Linked DNA regions of Homo sapiens: region 2 is linked to region 1. The links are chromatin loops, found by intact Hi-C in ENCODE. Cell type or tissue: IMR-90. All regions are shown on one strand. Links, peaks and the distances in the headings refer to the core of each region. The heading gives the core; the rest is flanking DNA. Region 1 overlaps TVP23C-CDRT4 (TVP23C-CDRT4 readthrough). Region 2 overlaps TEKT3 (tektin 3).

Evidence for each region. Hi-C counts contacts between places; a loop is a spot of excess contacts. Peaks named below come from ENCODE experiments on the same cell type or tissue, not always from the same donor. Only the 100,000 strongest peaks of a DNase experiment are listed, where the experiment ranks them.
Region 2: a loop joins it to region 1, with 7 times the contacts of the local background. A loop is called at or near these places in 2 of 110 quality-filtered maps.

What each region holds. Positions count from the first base shown.
Region 1 is chr17:15,430,512-15,442,158 of GRCh38, reverse strand. It overlaps TVP23C-CDRT4 (TVP23C-CDRT4 readthrough), which reads left to right. Exons shown (of 6, transcript NR_037924.2): 5 at 1,874-1,951; 6 at 3,959-6,144. It overlaps CDRT4 (CMT1A duplicated region transcript 4), which reads left to right. Exons shown (of 4, transcript NM_001204477.2): 3 at 1,874-1,951; 4 at 3,959-6,144. The coding sequence starts at 1,921. The coding sequence ends at 4,386. Among named protein-coding and RNA genes, the nearest start is that of CDRT4, 31 kb to the left of the region's middle. In IMR-90, for the core only: CTCF peaks have their summits at 5,267 (motif pointing left) and 7,789; DNase peaks (open chromatin) are centred at 7,638 and 8,808; H3K27ac peaks cover 2,649 bases.
Region 2 is chr17:15,299,520-15,310,571 of GRCh38, reverse strand. TEKT3 (tektin 3) reads left to right here. Exons shown (of 9, transcript NM_031898.3): 8 at 1,754-1,908; 9 at 6,420-6,760. The coding sequence ends at 6,636. LOC124903932 (a long non-coding RNA gene) reads right to left here. Exons shown (of 3, transcript XR_007065634.1): 2 at 2,712-2,911. Among named protein-coding and RNA genes, the nearest start is that of TEKT3, 37 kb to the left of the region's middle. In IMR-90, for the core only: no CTCF peak of the experiment used is centred there; a DNase peak (open chromatin) is centred at 2,571; H3K27ac peaks cover 2,820 bases.

The DNA.
Region 1 (11,647 bases), core at 3,648-11,647:
GATTACAGGCATGAGCTACCGCGCCCAGCCAAGAAATTTCTAACAATGCTAAAATATGGAAGAAGTAAAGAGTTCTATTTTCACTAGAGGTGGACAGGCCCAAGTTGGGTGGCCACTTGCGTGTCATGTGCTGTGTTATGGGGGACTTGGAATGGGTGACTTTAGATTCTGAAGCCTTATGGTAGGTCTTAGAAGGAGAACTAAGATGCTTTACCTTACAATTAAAAAAAAATGATGACATGAAACTTTCTCTACGTTAGATGACTATTTGAGCATTATTTCTTCCCTAGCCTCAGAATAATGACATTGTGAATTCTTCTAGAACTGCACTGCTGTGGAAGATTGGCACTGATACCCACAGCAGGGACTCTGTAAGATCTGTCTCTAAATAGGTTTGACAAAAAGAGCATTTTTTTGGGAGTATGAATGAATCTCCGGGATGCCATCCTTTGTTAGATGTGTTATAATAAAATGCTGGAATGTGTGAATAATTTACTCTATAAAAATAGTGGAATTTAAAGTTGACCCTGTCAATGACACACTCACTACCATTCCACAATAGTTCCTTGATTAGGGAAAAAGGGGGATGAAAAACCTGGGAACTGCTTATCTCGGAGGAGTGTTCCATGCAGAAATGAGTCAGCCCTCACGTACGTGGCAGCTGATAAAAAAGGCTTAACACCCACTACTCAGTCTAAACCAGGGCTACGCAGAGTATGAACCACAGGCCAGCAACATCAGTATCATTTAGGAGTTACTTAGAGATGCAGATTCTCAGGTCCTCAAAACAGACCTACTGAATCAGAATCTCTAAGGTGGGACCTGGGTGTCTGTGGTTGCACAAGGTCTCCAGGTGATTCTAGTACTTGGTAAAATTTGAGAAGCACTGCCTTCGACCCATGGTTCTCAAAGTGTGATCGCCAGACCAAAAGCACCAGCATCATCTGGGAGCTGTTCAGAATTATCTGAGACTCTTTCTCAATGGGCTTTTGCAGGTGATAGTAGAAATGCTTCATGGCACTTTTAAGTGCTTAAAGGCCAAAGAGATGGCAAAATCGAATATAGAAATGTAATGAACTCTTAGGCATACGCATGTGTCTTAGAGCTGGAAAGGAACCAAAAAGATCTCCTGGACTCATTTCTTGTCTCTAGGTAGTTAATAATATAACCTTACAAATCTCCAGTAGTTTTTTTTTCTTTCCCCCTTTTGGCTTAAAACAGCGGTTGCTAAATCAGCAGTTCTGGAGGTGGGCTCAGCAATCTGGGCTTTAACAAGCTCTCCAGGTGGATGCAGCCTCAAGTTTGAGAACCACTACACTATGGTTTCCATCAGATTTCCCCCCTGCATGGTTGCATAGAGCATTAGACTTCCATGTTTCAGCCTGGGCTTGGGGCCCTGGTAGCTGACTCCTGGCCACTGCCCATCTCTGCTACCTTCTGTCATTCCAGGCTGAGAAGTGCAGGTTGGATGTCGTGCTTGTAGTAATGTGACCACTCTTGGACTCTGGTAGAGGAGATAGAAAGGTTTTGAAACGGGGACTTTTTTTTTTCACTTCCCCTCTGTGGACCAGCCTCCACACAGCCCCCAGCCTACCCAGCCTCTCTCCTTTAAAGTTAGGAGACTGGAAAGCAGAACACCCAGAGACTATCATGACAGTCTACAGCTCTTGAGCAAGGCCATGCCTGCAGGCCTTTGCGGGGCTCACTTGGCCTGTCTCCAGCTCCACAAAAAACATGTCCTCTTCTCAGGGGGTGGAGTCATCTTAGCCTCATGCAGTGACCATATAGGACTTAGAACCACCCCCACCCAGGGTGGCTACTAATTGCTTTCCAGTTTGAGGAGGCTCTGGCTAACAAGTGTATTTTCCCATAGGAATCTGAACCTGTGATGTTAAGAAATCAGTAAATATTAAAAAGAAGATGGATGCAAGAAGGATGAAGAAAGAAGAAGGTAGGGTTGGGAGTGTTACCAGTGGAAGCTCCTGCACTGGGGCCGTCTAGGGTTGGAGGATTCGCAGTGGGAAGAGGCCACTGGGCGGCCACTCTTTTTTTTTTTTAATATATATTTTTATTATACTTAAAGTTCTAGGGTACATGTGCACAACGTGCAGGTTTGTTACATATGTATACATGTGACATGTTGGTGTGCTGCACCCATTAACTCATCATTTACATTAGGTATATCTCCTAATGCTATCCCTCCCCCCTCTCCCCACCACAAACAGGCCCCAGTGTGTGATGTTCCCCTTCCTGTGTCCAAGTGTTCTCATTGTTCAATTCCCACCTAGGAGTGAGAACATAACGGTGTTTGGTTTTTTGTCCTTGTGATAGTTTGCTGAGGATGATGGTTTCCAGCTTCATCCATGTCCCTACAAAGGACATGAACTCATCATTTTTTATGGCTGCATAGTATTCCATGGTGTGTATGTGCCACATTTTCTTAATCCAGTCTATCATTGTTGGACATTTGGGTTGGTTCCAAGTCTTTGCTATTGTGAATAGTGCGGGCAGCCACTCTTGTTATGGTGGCAGAGAACACAGCATGTTCAGGAGATGGAACGGGGTTGCTGCTCATTTTGCTCCAGGCGTTTGAATTTGGACTCTGCCAGATCCATGCAAATGCCCTATCCCACAAGATCTTACATTTGCTTGGAGGAGGCAAGGGTGAACAGTCTGTGCTTGGAGGCCTTGCTGGGAAGTTTCTAGTGAGAGGTAATGTCACACATGACTTTTACAGGGAGATGGAATCCTTCTACAGCACATTCTTTACTGACAGATCTGTCCCCAGACAAGCTCCAGCTCCTGGACAGCCACGAGGCAGCGTGGGAATAACTATACGACCTACACTTCACTTGATTATCCCCATTTACGGCATTTTTTTTTTTAACTGCATTCAATTTGGAGATGGCAAGATGACTCTTTTAACTCTCCTCCCTGCAAAACTCCAGTTGAAATGACCAAAGAAATATAGAATTAGGGAAAGAATGCACCACATAAGAACACAGAGGAAGGTAGCAGCTGCAGGAGAGAAATTGAATCATTTCTGCTAAATAGAGTGACGTTGCTAATGAAAGATGGGAAGGACTGACATGCCCATGATTTTGGATCTGTAAAGGAACAGGCTGCTTGATAAACTAATGCGTTGAATTTCTAGCAACACCCACCCCCCTCGGCAAACACCCCAAACTTCTGGCCAGCAACCATAGTGAAAAGCTTTGGTTTTTTTGAGCCTTGTTAAGCTTGAGTTCAAACCCACCACTTGTTAGTCGTGCAAGCTAGTCAGCCTCAGTTTCGTCCTCTATTAAATGGGAGAATACCTACCTTATAAGGTGTAACTAGAAGTAAATGAAAGAGTTTAGGCTGGGAGACATAGCCGAAGGTTTTAGTCACTGTGCTAAAAGCTTAACATAAGTTATCTTTAATCCACAAGAAAGTTCCATGAACTTTGTCTTATTCTAATCACCATTTTACAGATTAAGCACTTGAAGTTTAGCAAGGTTAAGAAACTTGTTCAAGGTTCACAGCTATGAAGAGGGTAGAGTAGGAATTTGGAGCAGACAAGTACAGAACCCATGCTTTCAAGCACTAAGTGTACTGTTCCAAGCCCTTGAAATATATTACTTTCTTTAGTTCTCAGGCCTTAGACTAACCATTTTTATTGGTGAAAAAATAGAAGTTCAGGGGTAAAACAATTTGAGGTTATGCAAATATTTAAAATCAATCAGATCTGTTTGACTCTGTCTCTTGCTCCTTACCATTCTTTCGTTGTTTAATTGATAGACTTTCTAGGATGTCGTTCTGTTCCCCCACTTTGAATTGGATTTTATTCCTACTGAATACAAGGGGTGCAAAATAGGGAGGACTTCAAAATCTGGTTCCAATGCCTTCCCATTTTTTGAAGAATCAAGCTATTGCATGTGACTGCCTCTAAATGGCCTGCATTTCTCTTTGTTGGTAGGACTCACAGAAAACACTGGACTTCCCCGGAAGCTACTTGAAAAACATGACCCCTGGCCGGCCTATGTCACCTATACCTCTCAGACAGTGAAAAGACTCATTGAGAAAAGCAAAACTAGAGAACTGGAATGCATGCGTGCCCTCGAGGAAAGACCCTGGGCATCAAGGCAGAATAAACCTTCCAGCGTCATTCAGCCGAAAAGGAGGAAGTCTTCCAAGTCTTCTGGCAAAGCTGTGTTCAGGGACACGCTGTCAGAATCCACGTTATCAATGTGGGGCGCTTATTCGGTATTGGCCATGGCTCCTACCATGATCCCAGAACCCACACACTTACATGCGGATTCCAGAGACTGTCCAACTGAAAACTATAACAAGATCATCTTTGCCCGCAAGCCTATGATGAGGATGCTCCCTACAGTTCGCTACTGACCAACAAGGAGAAACATGCAAATGTTTTAGCCAGGGGTCCCTGCAGCCATTCCCCAAGAACGTACAAAAGTTAAGCTCCATTTACCACTCACTTGACAGTGTCCTTTAAATCTGAACTTGCTCTTGCTCATGCGGAGCTTGGCTAAGAGAAACCAGATCAGAATGCAAGCTGTAGGTGGGTGGGTGAGTGTGTCCCCTCCCACACTGCTCTCTGGTGGGTTTGGGCAGTCCCTGGCTCTAGTCTCTGCTGCAGATTCTCAGGACCAAAATGTGGGTGATTTGTCTGGGTCCAGGCAGGAGACAGAAATCACACAAGCTCTTTTATTAGAGATAATATAAAGAATGATTAACCAGGTGACAGTAAAGGGCAGGAAGGGAATACAAAGGTATCCATGGAGGTAGCACCACAGGAAGCAGGCATCACACTTGAGGCTTGGGAACAAGGGGAAGATGCTGGACTCATTGAAAGGTGGTTGCTTGGAGAAGGGACATGGGGCTGAATCTCAGACTTCTGAGGTGGGGGAGTGGGGATGCCACTCAATGCAGCTGGTATCTCTGAGCTCTGAGGAGAGTCCTGTGGGGATGGTGCCCCCTCCTCTGAATAGGGGAGATGTTTTGTTGGTGTCTCTGAGGGGACCCCCATGAGGCTGCTTTTGTGAGTGTTGGAAAAACCAAAAACTGCATTGAAATGTTTCTGGGAGGAGTTGCCACTGCCTGGGTGAAGAAAAAGCACTGCTAGGGTTAGCAACCTGTCTGGCAAGGGACAGGAAGCTGATAGAAAGTGAACAGGAAGCAAACAGGAAGTGAGCAAGGGGCCACTTCCTACTTCCTCCTTTAGCCTAGCAGATTCCTTCTAGCTCCCCCTGGGGGCTGAGCCTATCAGGGCACAAAGCCAGAATGTGGTTTGTAGAATCCCAGCCCCAGCATCTCCAAGCATAGGATGGATTTTGAAGCCAAGAGGGAATTAGCTCTCGGCCGGGTTCTGAGTGATCCCATCCAGCTGCTCCTGGACCTGGTATTGAGAGGTTTTTCCCTTGGAGGGCAAACAAAGTGGCAGTGGGGACCAGGGTGTCCCCTGCTGAGAAATGGAGAGCTCTTTTCCCCTGTACTTCTCTGGGGTTTGCCTTGTGGAACCAAGTGCTTGGGGGAGGAGCTCCTGGCAGGACTCCAGCTGTTATTTGTCAGAGGACAGCTAGGATTGGTTCACCCTTGCTCTGAGTTGGCCCCAAAGCGAGCTATGCTGAACTCTTCTCCATCTCCAAGCAGACAACCTTTGTCTTTACATGCAAGAGGGATCCAATTATGACAGGCTGACCCAGCTGGTTTCATGTTTGGGGTTTATCTACTGAGTAAGGCTGACCTTACCTGAGTTTCTGTATGTGTATTTGCAAGACAGTTAATACTAATCCATCATCCCTCACAGAGATGTAGAGGATGAGATGTAGTAACTTATAGCAGTGTCATTTGGAAAAGTTGAATTTGCCCTACAAGGCATGTTCTCCATTCAAGGGTCTTGTGTAAACGTTTGCAGACACAGGTGCAGCTTTGGAGAACTCACCTCTGGCTCTTGTGCTTTTATGTTGGGACAGCTGCCTAAATTAGGAGCTCTAGACCTGTTATTGGTTCCCAACTGTTGGCCAGAATGAATTCTTCGAAAAATATAGGTGGTTTCCAGGGAATTTGAATGATTGTATTTTGTGTCCATGGAACGTTTATAGACATGGAGGCAGGCAATAAATTCCTCCAATAATTTTTTTATCTCTTTTGTTCTTTTATGGGTGTTTCTTTCTAGGTTATATTTGGGAAAGTATGGATTACAGAGACTCATTGAGTGCTAGAGATTATTGGAATTTGGGGTTATTTCTTTTAATACCTTCAAGGGCAGAGTGGTATGGTAACTTACTGAAGGTTGCACAGTTGGTTTTTTAAAATTTCTAAGCATTTAATAGTTTTTAGAAAAGTATGCACTCTATAAATTAAAATAATTTTTCTGTGTGTGGGTTTTTTTTTTTTTTTTTTTTTTTGAGACACAGTCTTGCTCTGTCACCCAGGCAGGAGGGCAATGGCACAACCTCTGCTCATTGCAACCTCCACTGCCAAGGTTCAAGAATTCTTCTGCCTCAGCCTCCTGAGTAGCTGGGATTACAGGCACCCGCCACCAGGCCTGGCTAATTTTTGTGTTTTTAGTAGAGATGGGGTTTCCCCATGTTGGTCAGGCTGGTCTTGAACTCCTGACCTCAGGTGATCTGCCCGCCTTGGCCTCTCAAAGTGTTGGGGTTTACAGGCATGAGCCACCGCACCTGGCAAAATAATTTTTCTATAGATATCATTGTTTAAATTAATTTAATTCTCAGCCTATTATAACAACACAAGCATGAGCCTAGGATATCATTAACATCTGATGTTGTGGTAGAAATTGTCTGTGTTCCGTGACTGTGGTCCAGAAGCATTACCTCCTAAGGCAATTTAACAAAGAAAAAGAGTCTAATTCCTTTGAATGGGGAACTCTGCTTAAGCCCGAGCTGGGACTCGCAGGTCTGGCTAACACCGAGACTTAACCAGCCATGACTATATGAATTCCGCCAGAGAAGAAGCAGCTGGATCCAGTAATGAAGCCTTGGTCACTGGGGGAGGAGGCTGATCCTGGGGGAGGAGGATGACCTGCCATGTCTGATGCTCAGATTTGTCCCTTGGTTCAGCTCTTCCTGAGTGCCATGTGCGTGGCGATCAATGATTCAAACTCTCAAACAGCTCTTTCACTAAAAATCCTGGAAGGCCCTGGGGTACACATAAAAAGTGGGGCGAGATCTTGACTTCACAATGCATCAACAAGAAGGTCCCACCGCTCTGGGTATGGACAAGAAACAGCCAGGTCTGGTAGACCCAATGGGTGGTTGGCAGGACCAGCTTTGCTCATGAGGAACCAAGAGACATCCTTGGCACTCCCAGAAATAGACATGGAGCCCTTGCTAAGGCCTGAAGTTCATCACGAGCAGCCAGGGCATGGAGTGGAATGCAGGTTATTCCTAATGTAACCTCATCGGTCTGTCCAAGCTGGAGAGGCCCGGGGTATCTCAGGTTACACTAAACATATTTAACTTACATCTCTCAGAGGGACCTGGCTTTCTCTAATGTTCCACAGCCCGCAGCCTCTTTTTATTTATCTCCTCTGCATATGGAATTGTCTGCTTGGCAGGAGAGCTGTTTCAATTAGTCTCCCTGACGTAGTAGGTTCATGAAACATCAGAATATGTATTTTGTTAGTCCGTCTGTGTTGCTCTGTAACTAAGGCCCCGTCTGACACACATTGAGCAGCTGCTTTGAGCAGATTCTTTGGCTCCTTGTACAGAGTATGGTATTTACCCATTTGCAAATTCCACGGTTGGCGTTTAAACAGTTGAAGTTTAACCTCGGCAACATGACTGAGCCTGCTGGTCATTTTCATGTTGGCAGGGGCTATTAGGACATCAAATAGTTCCACATTCTGCAGCCTTTTTAGCAGTGGCCTGGGAGCATGTCTTAAAGGAGATTAGTCTGCATGACAGATAAGAGGCTGCAGGAGGCTGGGCACGGTGGCTCACACCTGTAATCCCAGCATTTTGGGAGGCTGAGATGGATGAATCACCTGAGGTGAGGAGTTTGACACCAGCCTGGCCAACATGGTGAAACACCGTCTCTACTAAAATACAGAAAAAATTAGCCAGGCATGGTGTTGGGTGCCTGTAATCCCAGCTACTCAGCAGGCTGAGGCAGGAGAATCACTTGAACCCGGGAGGTGGAGGTTGCAGTGAGCCAAGATCGCGCCATTGCACTCTAGAGCCTGGGCAACAAGACCGAAACTGTGTCAAAAAAAAAAAAAAAAAAAAAAAAAGCTGCAGGAAAGTGTTCAAGGAGGTAACTGCATAAACAAAGGCGCAGTGCAGATGTGGGCAAGCCAGATATTTGGGGGTGGCCCAGGAGCCCTCTAACTGGAATAGAGGTCGGGTGAGACCTAAACAAGGAGCAGTTATCGAGTTTATCAACAGCAAGTGTAAGAGCCACTTTGGAATGAGACCAGAGCAGTATGACCAGTCCCTTAGTCTTTTTTTTTTTTTTTTTTTTTAGGACAGGGAAAACAAGACGGGCACCCTGAGGTAGGGATTTTGATCCTTGGGTCCTAAAGGGGGTCTTCAGAGGCAGTGGAGGAGTCACATGGAGCAGCGCAGCTCTCGGTGGTGGAATCCCAACCAGGGACTGACGATGCATCCAGGAAGATGAGAATCTAGGAGTAGGAATGCCGGCCCTGCAGCCTCACTCCATGTGGACAGCGGTTGTGAAAAGATGGTTAAAGTGCTTTGCGAGCTGGGTCCAAGCAGATGTACACATCTGGACAATGTGGCTCTTTTCAGCCTTGATTGAGTCATTCATTCTTGGAGGCTTTTTGGAATCCCCACACTTTTAGACCAAAGGGCACATTTTCAGAGCCCACACATTATCAGTGCCAGATAAGAGTAGACAGATTGAGAAACCAGGGGAGGTAGAGCCAGGGAAGGGGAGTAAACACAACCTGAGGTTTATTGTGATCTGATGTTGTCAGAGCCTGGGCTGAAGCTAAGGGCTGGGCTTATGTTTGTCAAGCAATCAGGAAAACCTCTGTCTTCTTCTTTCACTACACATCCCCACATCACCTTCCCTCTGTCTCTCACCAGGAACCCAAGGCTTCAGCCAGCTACTGTGGTGCTTGCAAACCCCACAACAGTGTCCTAGATCTGTAAGGCATGGCTAGGCTGGGCCTGTCCCCAGCTCTGAGCATGTGTGTGGGAACATGGGGGCATGCTGGGCAGGGCCAGATGGAGATGAAGGAATACCTCATGTTAGGTGGGGCTTGAAGCCACCCCATATTCTCTGCCTTGAGCCTGACAATTATCTGATTTCTTTATGGGGCAGGCCAGAATATACAGGTGCCCACTCTTGTTAGCACACTGCTCAGGGCAGCAGATGGCATGGAAAAGACCTTGGACTTGGTGCTGAGACCTTGTCTTTTCTCCCAGGCCCTATATTCCAGGGCCAATGGAAATTCCAACCCCATCTATGGCCTTTCTAGGAAGCTTCTATTGCTGGGGGCCCAGCAAAGCTCATGGTATCAATTCACTTCCTTTCTAGATTCAATTGGTCAGCCACCTGGAGCATTCCATTATTTTTGGTAGACAAAGGGATGTGAGAGGCCACAGGATTTCAGGCAAGTTAAAAACCTGACCCTTGGGGTTGTTTCTGTGTGTCTGCCAATGGGGAGGGTTTTTATGGAGAGCAAAGTTAGTTCCAGAAGTTCTAACTTGTGGAAGGAAGAAAGGTGGCCTTCAATGTGCCAAGGTCTCTTGCTCACATTTTTGCATTTTGGAGCTTGTTTAAGCTCCCATAGGCTTAGGCCTATGCTCCCTAGTTGATTAGATAATTATGGAAGGAGGAGAGCCCTTTCGAGATTGGAACTTGGGCCTCTCAATTCCAAGTGCAGGCAGCTTCCCCTAAATTCAGATCTCCTCTTCATTGGTGTTACCCATGACAACCCTGCTGGTGTTCTCAAGTAGAGCAGATGTGTTTGTCCAGTAGCTGCTGACCCCAGTTTCAGCCATGGCTCCTCTACTGTGAAGCAGCCCCGTTGGAGACCCCTCTTCATGTGGCCAGTTTACCGTGTGTCCCTGGACCAGCAGAGGTAGGATGGTGAGGCTGGAGGTCCCATGAGACCTGGGTGAGGTCAGCTGTGTTTGCCGTTATATTTCCAGAGCCCTGCAACGGCCTGGCACAGAGTCGGTGCTCAAGTATTTATTGAGCAAGTGATTTGTGAGAACAAGGCTTAGCACCCAATCTAAAGTGCACTGGGAAGAGGTGGTTTCTTTCATCATATCCACAGGCTGGAAAAACCACTTGGCTTTTTGTAAAGTTTGAAGCACTGAGTAGGCAGCTCTGCTATGAAGGTTATGAAGGTTCCGTCTAGACCCAAGAGTATGATTTGAGTGAACTCTTCAGTAAGTTCCTTTCATGTACCCTTCCTTACGGGATATTAGAGAGAGAGAAGGGACGGGAGGCACAAGTTCAAAAAACTTAACATATAGTGATTCTATTCTTTTAAATGACCAATCCATACCTATCTGATGGAATTCCAAGTAGATTTCCTTTTCTTTAGCCTTCATCAGAAGGGACGTAATTTCCCAGACCCAGCTTGCTCCTTGTTCCCATGTTTGCAGCATGCCAACAGGCATCCAACAAATATGCACCCAGTGCTGCCTGTGCCAGGGCCCCAGCCGTGGACACAGGAGACGCAATCAAGCTTACGTTCTGGCAGTGGAGCATTAGACAAGCGCATGATCGCATTGCAGTGGTGATGCGAGTTACGAAGTGCAGGGCTCTGTGAGTGTATTTGCTTTAGGCTCATGACGTGTTGTTCTCTCAGTCTCATGAAAGAGGGATTATGGAAAGAGGCAGGATTAGTATCAGGACAGCTGCTCATAAAAAGGAGTGAGGTCATGGCGAATTTTTGGCCAAGTTGAATGTGAGTGGCTGCGTAGGTTTTTAAAACTTTGCAAAGCTGCTTTCGGGTTATATTCAGCCCCTACATCCAGGTCTGTTTCTGTAGCGCCATGGAGCGACCCCTGGTTCAGTCAGGCTTTAGGTTAGGGCATCTCTGTCTGTAGCCCTGTATAGTGACAGCACAGAGGAAGTGTCAAACATGTGTACACTGTTTGTTCCAGGACTCTTATTCCCTGACTGCCTCTCTATCCTAGAGGGCTGAGCTGGGCAGCTACAAAGGAGACCTCAAGCCTTCCTCAATGTCCTCTCCAGACCTGGGGCAGGTGCCAGGTCTAAGCCTTCAGCATCTGGCTCCTGGCCTGCTGGACCCCACCTCACATTTCTAGTTCTCCAGAGCAAAAGGACTAGCTCTGCCTCTCATTTCTTGACTGTGGCAGACAGCCCCTGCTCCCTACTGGCGTGGCCAGATTTCCGGGGGCCTCTCTGTAGACTGCGGTGTGGGGTGCATTTCAACCGTGACCTTGCCCTCGTTCTATCTCCTTCCAACCTCTTTGGTTATAGCCATAGTACTCCTCACTCTGTCTTTTACTCTTCTTTCCTTCCTTTCCTTTCTTCAACTTTCTTTCTTCCCATTGCCTCCCTCCCTCCTTTCCCTTCTTCTCTACCTTTTGAGCTTCATTGATTATCCTTTAAATTAATCAAATTTAAATTAATCAAAATTAAATGATGCTTGTTGCAAGTAACTTAGGTTTTCTTG
Region 2 (11,052 bases), core at 1-8,000, 130 kb after region 1:
CCTCTCTCCTCAGCTTGTAGATGGCCACCTTCTCCCTGTGTCTTCACATCATTTTCCCTCTGTGTGTGTCTGTGTCCAAATTTCCTCTGCTTATAAAGACACCAAAGTTGTATTGTATTAGGGCCACCCTAAAGACCTCATTTAACTTAATCACCCCCACAGAGACACTATCTCCAAATATGGTCACCTTCCAAGGCACTGGCGATTCGTACTTCAACATAGGAATTTTGGGGGAAGAGGCACTATTCAGCCCTAACAGGTACACTCAAGGTATTGTGCTAGGCACTCGGGGATGTACATACATCTCACGTCTTAGAGACAAGACATGCACACAGAAAACGGGAATTTGCATCAGAAAGGTGCAGAAAGAACTTGGAAACACAGATGAAATGTGAACACAGTTTACAAGAAGGAGCAGTTGTTTCCATTGGCAAGAGATCAAGATGGTTTCATGGAGCACATAGTATCTGAAGAAGGCCTTAGTGATAGAAACAGTGAAATGATTTTTAGCTTGGGAGAGAGGTCGAAGCTCAAGTGACAGATTGAAGAGTGCCTGGATGACACAAATGCTAAATCTGTGATTGCACGAGGTCTCTGTAGTGTAGAAAGGATATTGCAGAGACATCACCCAAGGACAAAGCCTTGCACTGGAAGGGAATGAGGAGTAGTTGGAAAGGAGGGAGTTGGAACAACACTTGGCAAGAGAAAACAAGATGAGGGTCTTAAGGAGAGGGAGGTGTCAGAGAGGCCTCGATGTCAGCTTTGAAACTGAAGTTTCATGACAGCAGCTAGGGCCAGAGACAGAATCCAGGGGCCACTGAGAGACTGGGTGGGTGGGAAGTGAAGGCAGTGGGCACAGCCATGGTTGAATACATTTGGCAGAGGACTCAGTTGGGACTGGATGGGAGAGTGGTGGTAAAAACATAGGGTTTCCAAAAAAAAGATGATTCTTGGTTGTGTCTCCAGGCCATGGAAGGGAACCCAGGAAGAGGGACAGTAATGGGGAGGATGTGGAGCTACAGGAGTGCAGAGATCAAGATGCGTGGAGAAGGGAGGCTTTTCAGAGCATAGGACAGGGACTCTCTTTACAGAGAAAGAGGAGGGAGAACCAAAGGGGGATCCATGTTTACGCAATTTGGGGTGGTGGCCTCTTTAAGAAAAAACGAATACAAAATCAGGAATACAAAACTGCCAGTACTCCTCTATTGCAAGTGAGGTACCTGAAACTGAAGCCTGATTCTCTGCAAGGGAAATCCTCTGTGAGCAGGAAAGCAATGCTCAAGTTGGTAGGAAGAGAAAGTGGGAAGAGATGCACAGATATATGGATGTGAGGAGGGAGATCAGGGCCACTCAAAGCCTCACTTTTATCAGAACACAGAGGTGTGCTGGTCAGTAATTAACAACGGCCATTGGGGGCAGCTTGCAGGGAGCCCCTAATTTGGAGCATTTGCCAATTTCTGTAGTTGAAATACTCCCACCCTGGCTGATTTCCAGCTACCAAAATGAGGTTGCCAAGCCTAGGGTTGGGGAGAGAGGCGCCGCCCACTCTCCAGAGCAGGTGCATGCCAGCTCCAGTGAGACACGTGGGTTCCCTGGGGCAGGGCTGGAAAGGATAGACGGTCTTGGTGAAGCAACTTCCTCATCAGCGAGGTCAAGGCACGTGCTGGACATGGAGTGGACAGGCAAGAGGTGGGAGGCGGGTTGTTGAAGGGACCACACCAAAGCCTCAGGCAGTTGCTTCTCTTTGTCACAGACCCTGCAGGAGATTTTCCAGACTGAAATGACCATAGAATCCATCAAGAAGGCCATCAAGGACAAGACTGCCTTCCTGAAGGTGGCTCAGACCAGACTGGATGAGCGCACAAGACGGCCGAACATTGAGTTGTGCCGAGACATGGCTCAGCTACGGTAAGGTGGGAGGGGAAGGCTCGGGGCTCGCTCGGAGGGCCACCAGACCAACTGTGGTGCCTGGCTCTTTAGAAAGCTGCTTTCTGCCCATACGCAGCATGTAGGAGCCTTCTGTGAGAATGGTAGTAATGGGGAGATGTTGAATGCAGAAGAGTTTCAGTGTGGGATGATGAAACAGTCCTGCAGATGGATGGCGGTGACGGTTGCACCAACAGTGTGAATGTACTTAATGCCACTGATCTGTACACTTAAGATTGGTTAAAGTTTTATGTTATGTATATTTTACCACAAATCCTTAAAAAAGGAAAGGACATCAACGCTACACACACAAAAAGTGCTATTAAGCCTTTAACTCATTCGGGGAGGCCAGTGTGGTGTTCGGGTTCTTTTGCATGTTCTTGGAGTCTTCGGAGTTTCCAGAACTCCTGTCTTATAAGCAGCAGTTTGTGACTTTCTGTGTATTTCTCAGCATGGGGAACGCGACAGAAAAGGGACTTTCAGTACCAATTCCACTGACTCCTATCTACTCATTTGCTGTCTTTGTGACTGAGGATCTCATTTAAGTTTATTTCAATGTGTTTCATTCTCAGTAGAAATCAAAGCCAGCTGGTCTTCATCGAGCACAGCTCCTATATATACACAGCAGGAGGAATCTGACCCCACAGTTTATCTACTAAACACTACATGAATTTTATTATTATTTTCACTTTGAAGATTCATTTTGGGATGGACTTGTAATGAACTGGCCAAGATTCCCTCCCTACCCCCGCCACAATCCGGCTTCATTTCCAATTTCCCAATACCTGTGAGTCTGCCTTTTCTTTCTGGGTTTCATCATTGCTATTCTTAGGTCCTAAGATGCTCCATGCAGAAGTAAATCAACTTGATAGCAACTGGAGGAGCCAAGGGCAGTGCGTGAACTCCAGAAGCCTTTCTGGTGCAGTGGGGAGATGCCACTCGCTCTGCTTCCACGATAAAATTCTCTTATCTTGAAGGATTGATCCTAAGGATAAAATAAAGAAATAAGTGGTGGTTTGAGACAGTGGATTTCCTGAAATGGAAGGAAGGGGGATCTTGTGAGGCCAACATTGATGATGATGATAATAATAGTAAAGATAATGATGGCGATAATCAATGCAATGATAATAATAGCTGCTACCATCTCTTAACCTGACTCGATGCTGGGCACTGCCCTAAGCACTTTATACTATCTCATTCATTACCTTCATATTACAAGTGAGGAAACTGAGGCAGGAGTGGGTGAGTGGCTTGGCCCAGGCCACATTTAGTGGTGAGAGAGCTGCAGTTTGAGTCTTTGCCTGTCTCACCCCAGAGTTCTATTCCACCAAGCCATTTGCTTCTCTTTCTCCTGTGTTTTACGTTGTGTAATGCATTTACCATCCCCCTGTCAGGTACCTGATCTCATTTGAGAAGAGTTGGCAAAGTAAATGCTGCATGCTCATCTCCCTCTCACACAGAGGATGAAACTGAAGGTCACAGAGGAGATCATTATGATGAAACACCTTACGTGTATAGCACGCATGTTGTCTGTGTTGAGTGCCATGAAGCGTGCTTTAGGTTGTACGCAAATGATCTTCATTTCCAGGATGAGTTGTATTTCTCCTGGTGGAGCTGTTATCTAGGCCATAGCCACAGAAGAGATCACTCAGGCTGCATGTTTTTCAAAGTGGGTTCCATAGAACCCCTCTTCATGCACAGCTCATTATTTAGGATAAGCAGCTCTCCACTCCAGAGACTACATGGGCCCCTAGACAGCCAACTGGAGGCACCTCTCTGCTTTAGAAGAACCCAGCAGTGAGTGCACACCCACTTGGCCTATTAGAGTTAGATCACCAGTTTTGACTTTATGTAAATGTTATTAGGAGAAGCTGAACTGATGTTTCGTTCTCCAAAAATCTCTGCAGAGTCATCAAAAGTGGAGATGGGAACAAATAAATTGTTTATACTGCCGTTAGACAGACACAGGGTTGCTTTTAAAATGAGTTTTGGGTAGTGGTCTAATAGGACTTCGGAATTATCAAACAATGAGGCATTCACAGCTTCTCCTGAGGAGCTGAATGATTTTTACTCTTTTTTTTTTTTTTCCTATTCCTGGCTAAACAGAATTTGCTTTTCTTTCACTTCCTGCCGACTTCATGGTATGTCTATTTCCTCTGCTCCTTTACTGACTTTTGAACAAAACCTACTTTTGTTTCTGTCAAGTTTTCTTGTTAAAATATCCTTGCCAAAAATCTTTAGGATTATTATTGGGGGAGGGGATTACTTTCCTTTTTAAATGGATGGTTCTGAAAGCAGCCCTTCGGCGGTCTAGATTTAGAAAAAATAAAGATCATAAACTAAGGGGAGTGGGGACTGAGAAAAATTGCTGTTTTCATTTCAAGACTTACTTTTATTTAAAAATGTTCTAAACGAGTTATTTCAAAAGTGATTCTAAACATTCTTGGCATTTTTGGTGGCAGGCCAGACAGACCAGGCTCTGCTCTACTTAAATAATCTTTATGTATATATATATGCACACACACACACACACACACACACACACACACACACACATATATATAAATAAACTGTGGTAGCTTTATTTGTATTTGAATGCAAGACATTTTGTGGTTCTGTAATTCCAAAAAAAAGAAGAAAGAAAGAGAAAGAGTGACTTCAGCAGAACAGCTCTCTGCAATCAGCCAAGAACAAGGAAACTGGGAGTGAAATAGGGCCTTGAAGATGATGAAAAATATATTTCTAATTAACGATGAGAGAAGTGGAAGCATGTTATTCCCTAGTTGTGTCCATGCAGCAGTGTGAAAACAAGTATTCTAACTGCCTACGTTCTATATCTCGATTTTTTTTTTTTTTTTAGCATTGATGTTTTGACATGTATATTTTCAAATGTTCCCTCCCAGATAAAATTTCCACTAGACTCGTATTTGGCTGAAAGGAGTAAAGACACATATATCATCCTGCTCTGTTTCCTACGTTGGGGTTCAGGGTTCCTGTTGAAGCCAGGGAGGGTGGGAGACAAGAGGCAGGCCCCGTGTGATTGTAAACAATCCACCATCAAAAATCCCATTACCAGCCATCTGCGGCAGCCTCGCCGAAGATGTATTTCTTTGCTAGTGATATTTTATACCCTGGGATCTTTAAAAAGCCTTTCTTTTTTAATTCAGTTTGGCCTAAACAATAACAAGAAATTTGCTTTCTGATGAGTTCTCAGGTTTTGTGTTTACCGTCCCCAGACAAAACCAAACTTTGGCACTTAAACTTTAATTCTTCCCCTCCCCATTGGAAAGCAGGAGACAGTAGAGCTTGTAAGATGAAAGGTGTTGCACAGCGTGGATATGTTCCCATGGCCTGTTGTTGCTTCAATCAGCCTGCGTGGGGGCCTTTACCACAGCCTTCCTCTTCTTAGGCCACCTACAAGTGGCTTGGAAGCGAATGCTCCAGGCTCCGTCCTGCCTTTCCTTCCTTTTTATTGCCTTGGGTCTGGGTCTTGTTCTTAGTAGATCCCATGGATTCAGACCTTGGGCAACTCTCTACCTCCCAAGACGTCCTCCGTTTCACCTAGGGCATGAAAGTTGGTCTTCACCCAATAAGTAGTTTTTGCACACCTGTATTTTTGCAGGAGCGGCTGTGGATGTAGCCCTGGGCAAGGACAGCAGATGTTGCAAGCAGACAATCACAAGACCCTGAGTGCCGTAAAAGGCTTGGTCCTTTTGGAAGTCACAACACTGGGCAGCAGATGGTTTCCGGTTTAAGGGAGGGACTTCCGGAAGAAGTGTTAATTCACCTAGGATTTGAGGATGGGATAAATTAGCGGGATGAAGAATGGGTTAGGAGCATTCTGAGCTTAGGGGACAGCAAGAGTGAAGCCCTCGAGGTCTGAGAAATTGCAAGCATATTCCAGGATGTGTCTGCAGATGATGAGATAGGTCTTCCTGGGTCTCTGCTTCTACTCTTCTGTCTCAAGGAGCTGAGAGGGGAATGGGGCCAGGAAATGGGACCCAGTTTCTTATTATGGCCACTGAAGCGCTGAATTTCCTTCTTAGCTTCCTGGATAAGCAGGTACAGCTTACAAACACATGTGGGCCCTGTGTCGATGGAAAGGACAGCTTATGAACCCCTGGGCTCTATTTCCTAGTCTGTAAAACAAGGAAGTTGGGCTTGGTGACCTCTCTAAATTCGTTTTCCAGTTGTGAATTTCTGTGAAACTATAGAATTGCCTTGGCATAATGATTTTAAAATGGTCTAGATATTTTTCTATAATTATGAAATCCTTTTCTATCTCCTGGGACATCTACATTCCCATTGGTTCATTGTCACCATTCTCTTTATATTTCTTTATATTTTATTAATTTCATGCACCTCTCATTTGCTGATAAATATATCCTAAAGTAAAGAAAATGTGAGCTTTGCATCGCTGGTTACAATGTGATGTACTTGGAGTTGCGTAAGCTACATGCTGACCTAACCATGCTGATTCCTTTATGCTGCAGCCTTGTTAACGAGGTACACGAGGTTGACGACACCATCCAGACCCTGCAGCAGCGCCTGAGGGATGCAGAGGACACCCTGCAGTCGCTGGTCCACATCAAAGCCACACTCGAGTATGACCTGGCTGTCAAAGCCAATTCCCTGTACATCGACCAGGAAAAATGCATGAGCATGCGCAAGAGCTACCCCAACACCCTCCGGCTGGTCGGCTTCTGCTAGGGACCCCACCGGGTGTGGTTTTGATACCCCTAAGTTAAGGCTGAGCCAGAGCACTGTCTCAGCATTTGAACCGAATGCTAATATAGTCACTTATTAAAGGATTATGCTGATGGAAATGTACCAACCTCCTGTCTCGGAAAGCCTTTTGTTTGCATCCAAACCTTAATTTTCTATTATTTACTAGGCGTCTGGGTTATGGGAAGGATATGAAGAAATATAATCAATCTAATAGAGAAGGTAAAAAGGATAACTGGTGTGATTCTTGTCATTTTGTGTGTAATCCGAATGGGCTGGAAAGGAGGACTGTATTCTCTCTGAGGCAGTCAGGAATCATGAAGTAGGTGGTTTCTGAGTTTTGCTTTAAAGGATCCACAGTAAGAAGGGGAAAGGCCACTGGGTATGAGGTAGTTGGGGTAATTTGATCAAAAACAAAGGTAGAGAAATACGGAGTGCATTTGGAACAATAGTAGGTAGGGCCAGCTTGGCTGTGATTCATAATGCATAATTCATAATGTGTTCTGCACGTCTCTTTTTGTTCCACTCTCATCTCTCCAATTCAAACTTTTATTACTTGAGCATTGCTTTCATAAAGCCATTTCCATGCTCAGAGATACTCCTCAGTTCCCCCAGCCCCTGAACCTGGAGTTGAACACCCACTGCCCCCCTTCTCCAGGCACCTCGCCCACTGTATTTCTTCATATGTGACACTTTTGTCCTATGTACTGACAATATATTCTTTATATGTTACTTACCTTCACATTTTGTTTATGGTTTTTTAAAATACACAAGTAAAAATGTGTCAGTGTTTTCTGTGTGATTTATGCCTTTGGAATTATGCTCAGAAAGCACTTCTGTATCCCAAGATAATTTATTTATAATTTATTCTAATTCTTTTGTATGTTTAAAAGTGGCATTTAATCACCTGGAAAGTATGTTTAGATGGTGTAGAAAGCATGCTAGTTTTGAATCCTTTTGGTCTGAGAGCTCTGAAATGGGAAGATGAACCAGGAGGGGAGCAAGATTTTCTTTCTTTTCTCTCCTATTTCTCACGCTTCTGTGTCTCTCTCTCTTATTAGCATTTCTCTCTGTATCCTTGTGTTCTCCTTGCTCTGCCTTAACCACTGTCCATTAACCCCAACTCCATTTCCTTCTCTCTCTCTGTTTCTTAAAAGTGTTTTAAGACCTTGGTTAGTAAATTTCACAAATCATCTCAGAATGCCAGAAGAGTGGATGTCCAGATGAGAAGCTTGTATTGGGGTTGTGCTGTGGTCTCAGTATATCATTTTAGAAATCAAATTGTAGGTTTAGTTGTTCTGTTTTTGCCTCTAATGGAAACAAAGGTATATAAATGCCACTAAAATTTTTAGCAATGAGAGTAACCAAATGTTGGTAGTTATGACTTTTAGACAATAGTGGGAATAAACATAAATTCAGCATGTCTCTTATTTGTTATGTGTTTGGGGTAAAACATTTCTGACTTTTTTCATGAACTGTATTTTTTTTTTTTTAGGAATATATGCTTATGCAGTCCTTTTACTGAAGCATATATATTCCTGGCATTACAAGACTGTGATGGGAAGGAAATGTAATTCAGACATAGAAAAGTTTTTTTTGTTATTTTGGTAAACCGTGGGCAAGGCTAAATTCCACAAATAAACATTTGGTTTCTCATCTAAAATGTTGCAGCTACTCCAGGAGGGTAAATATTCTAATGCTGAAGTCCAAGAGCTCCAAGGCTCAGAAGCGTGGTCCTGTTTAAGAATCTTAGGACTACAAATACTGGCACATGATCTGGCTTTATTTATTTAAGCCCAAACTATCTTTAATATCATGTGGCTTTAAGAAGGGCTGCTGGAATGTCAAAGGCTTCCACTTACCCAAGCATCATTCAGATTTAGAAATGTGTGTAATTGCCCCTAAATAACCGAGTCGCCTGTAATTTTAGTAATTTCCATTTCTGTCTCCGGAGAGTGTTGTCATAAACACCTCACCTGGCACTTTTGAGTCCTGAGTTCATGCTGTAAATAGCTGAAGTGTGGGGTCTGATTTTAGGTTATAATTTTTGTTTTGCACCAGAAACGGGCGGATTCCTTCCCTTTGTATGCAGGGCTAACCCAAAGCACAAAGGAGGAGGTGAAGCTGCTGCTCATCATTGTGCCCGAGTCTTCCCTTGCAGCCTCCCCTCTTCTAGCCCTGGCCCTGAAACTGTTCCCAGCAGGGCTGGATTCACCATTGGCACCAACTGCCAAGACCAGCCTTCTATGCAGAGTGCTCTGATGATGCTATCTGAGCTCTATATTAATATATATGGTCTGATAAGTATTCATGCATTCATGGGGAAAATAAACAATACTCAATCTCTTCCCCAGGAATGGTGAATCAATTCACCTTGGGGGCCAGTCCTAGACCACTGGGAATGTTTATCTGGAAGGTTGAGTTGAGAAGGATCCTGAGAGGTCAACAGATAGTGCCATATGAAATGGGTGCTGTGGCTCCTGCTGAAGTCCAAGAGCTCCAAGGATCAGAAGCGTGGTCCTGTTTAAGAATTTTAGGACTTCAGCATTTTGGGAGGCTGAGGCAGGAGGATTGCTTGAGGCCAAGAGTTCAGGACCAGCCTGGGCAACATAGGGAGACCCCATCTCTCTACAAAATAAAAAAAATTAACCAGGCATGGTGGCACACACCTGTGGTCCCAGCTACTTGAGGGACTGAGGTGAGAGAATCACTTGTGCCCAGAAGGTCAAGGCTGTAGTGAGCCATGATCATGCCACTGCTCTCCAGCCTGGGCTACAGAATGGGACAGTTCCATCTGCAGGGAATCCAGAATGGGGAAGTGGCTGCATACATTCCCTCATCCCTCTCTCTAAACAGCTCTGAATTCTTTCTCAGCTCAGAGAAATCCTTGGCTTTCAACATCAGAAGGATGTGTCTTGTGACCTCTGGCTCATTCCCATAGGACCTACCCATTTGCTAATTTTGCTAGGAGCTAGAAGGAGACCCTTTCTGCAGCCCACGTTTTCCTTTTGGCAAGGAAAGACCCCTAAATACATCACCATGACTCCTGAACAACTCAGATGGCATCATGGTAGAGTGAGGGGAGAGCTTATTGAGAACAGGGAGCCTTTCATAGCTATTCTAAATAATATCCGCTTGTGTATGCATAGGGCTGTGGGAACCATAAAAATAACTTTTATTTTGCAAGCACTTTTTTCCCTCCCTGTAAAGTAAAGGTTAATTTTTAAGGTGATGTGAAATCTTTGGACTAAGTTTCAGCATTCCCGTCTTTGGCATTTTAGCCCTGCAGTCACTCAGACATAAGAATGCCTTCCCTACTTCCATAAAAATGATGCTCTGCTTGCCCGAGAACCTGCTCTTTAGCAAAACTGCACATTTTCTGATAATAAAAATCCATATCTGTATTGAGGGCCACCCATTTATTTGCAACGAGCTGGTTGTCTTCATCTCTCAACCCCAGTGCTCTTCATGGGTATAGCAAGGACAGGGGCTCCTGAAGAGAGAGGAGGACAAGCAACCTGAGAGGAAAATAATAAGCCAGGTCCACAGACAACACCCATGAGCACCACATGTAGCACAGTCTGAAAGATTAACATATTGATGCTTTGCAGCAGTGCTGGAAGGGGCGACCAAATTTCCCAGTTCCCTAAGGTGGATATCATAGATATTGGTGGGAAATATCTGTGGGAAAATAACCATGCCTCCAAATACTCATGTCCTTGTGAAGTCTTCCCTCCTTGAATATAGGCGGACTCTGTGATCACTTGGACCAATAGAGTGCAATGGAAGTAACACTGTGTCAATTCTATGTCTAGGCTTTAAGAAGGCCTGGAAGCTTCTGCTTTTGGAAGCTAGCTGCCATATAAGAAATCTGACTAGCCTGAGTCCACCATGCTGTGAGGGAGCTTAAGCAGCCCACGGAGAGGCTCCCCAGCCAACAGCCCTAGATGAGCTCTCAGGCTAGGCAGGCACCAACTGGTAGCCATGTGAGTGAGGCCATTTGGGATCTTCCCACTCTCCTAGTGCCCCAGCTGATACCATGTGAGAGAGAAGGGCTGCTCAGTCAACCCACAGAATCTCAAGAAATAATAGATTGTTGTCTTAAACTACTAAGTTCTTAGGTAATTTGTTACGTGACAATAGACAACTAAAGTTTTCACTGGATTCTCAGAAATCAAATTCCTGGAGAGGAAGGACATCTAACATTTGTGGAGTGCTTACTATGATCCCAACATATAACATGACAATCTCCTGAGTCCTCTTGGCTGATACTAGGATGTGAGCTCTTAACTACCATCCTATACTGTTTTTTTTTTTTTTTTTTTTTTTTGAGACGGAGTCTCGCTCTGTCGCCCAGGCTGGACTGCGGACTGCAGTGGCGCAATCTCGGCTCACTGCAAG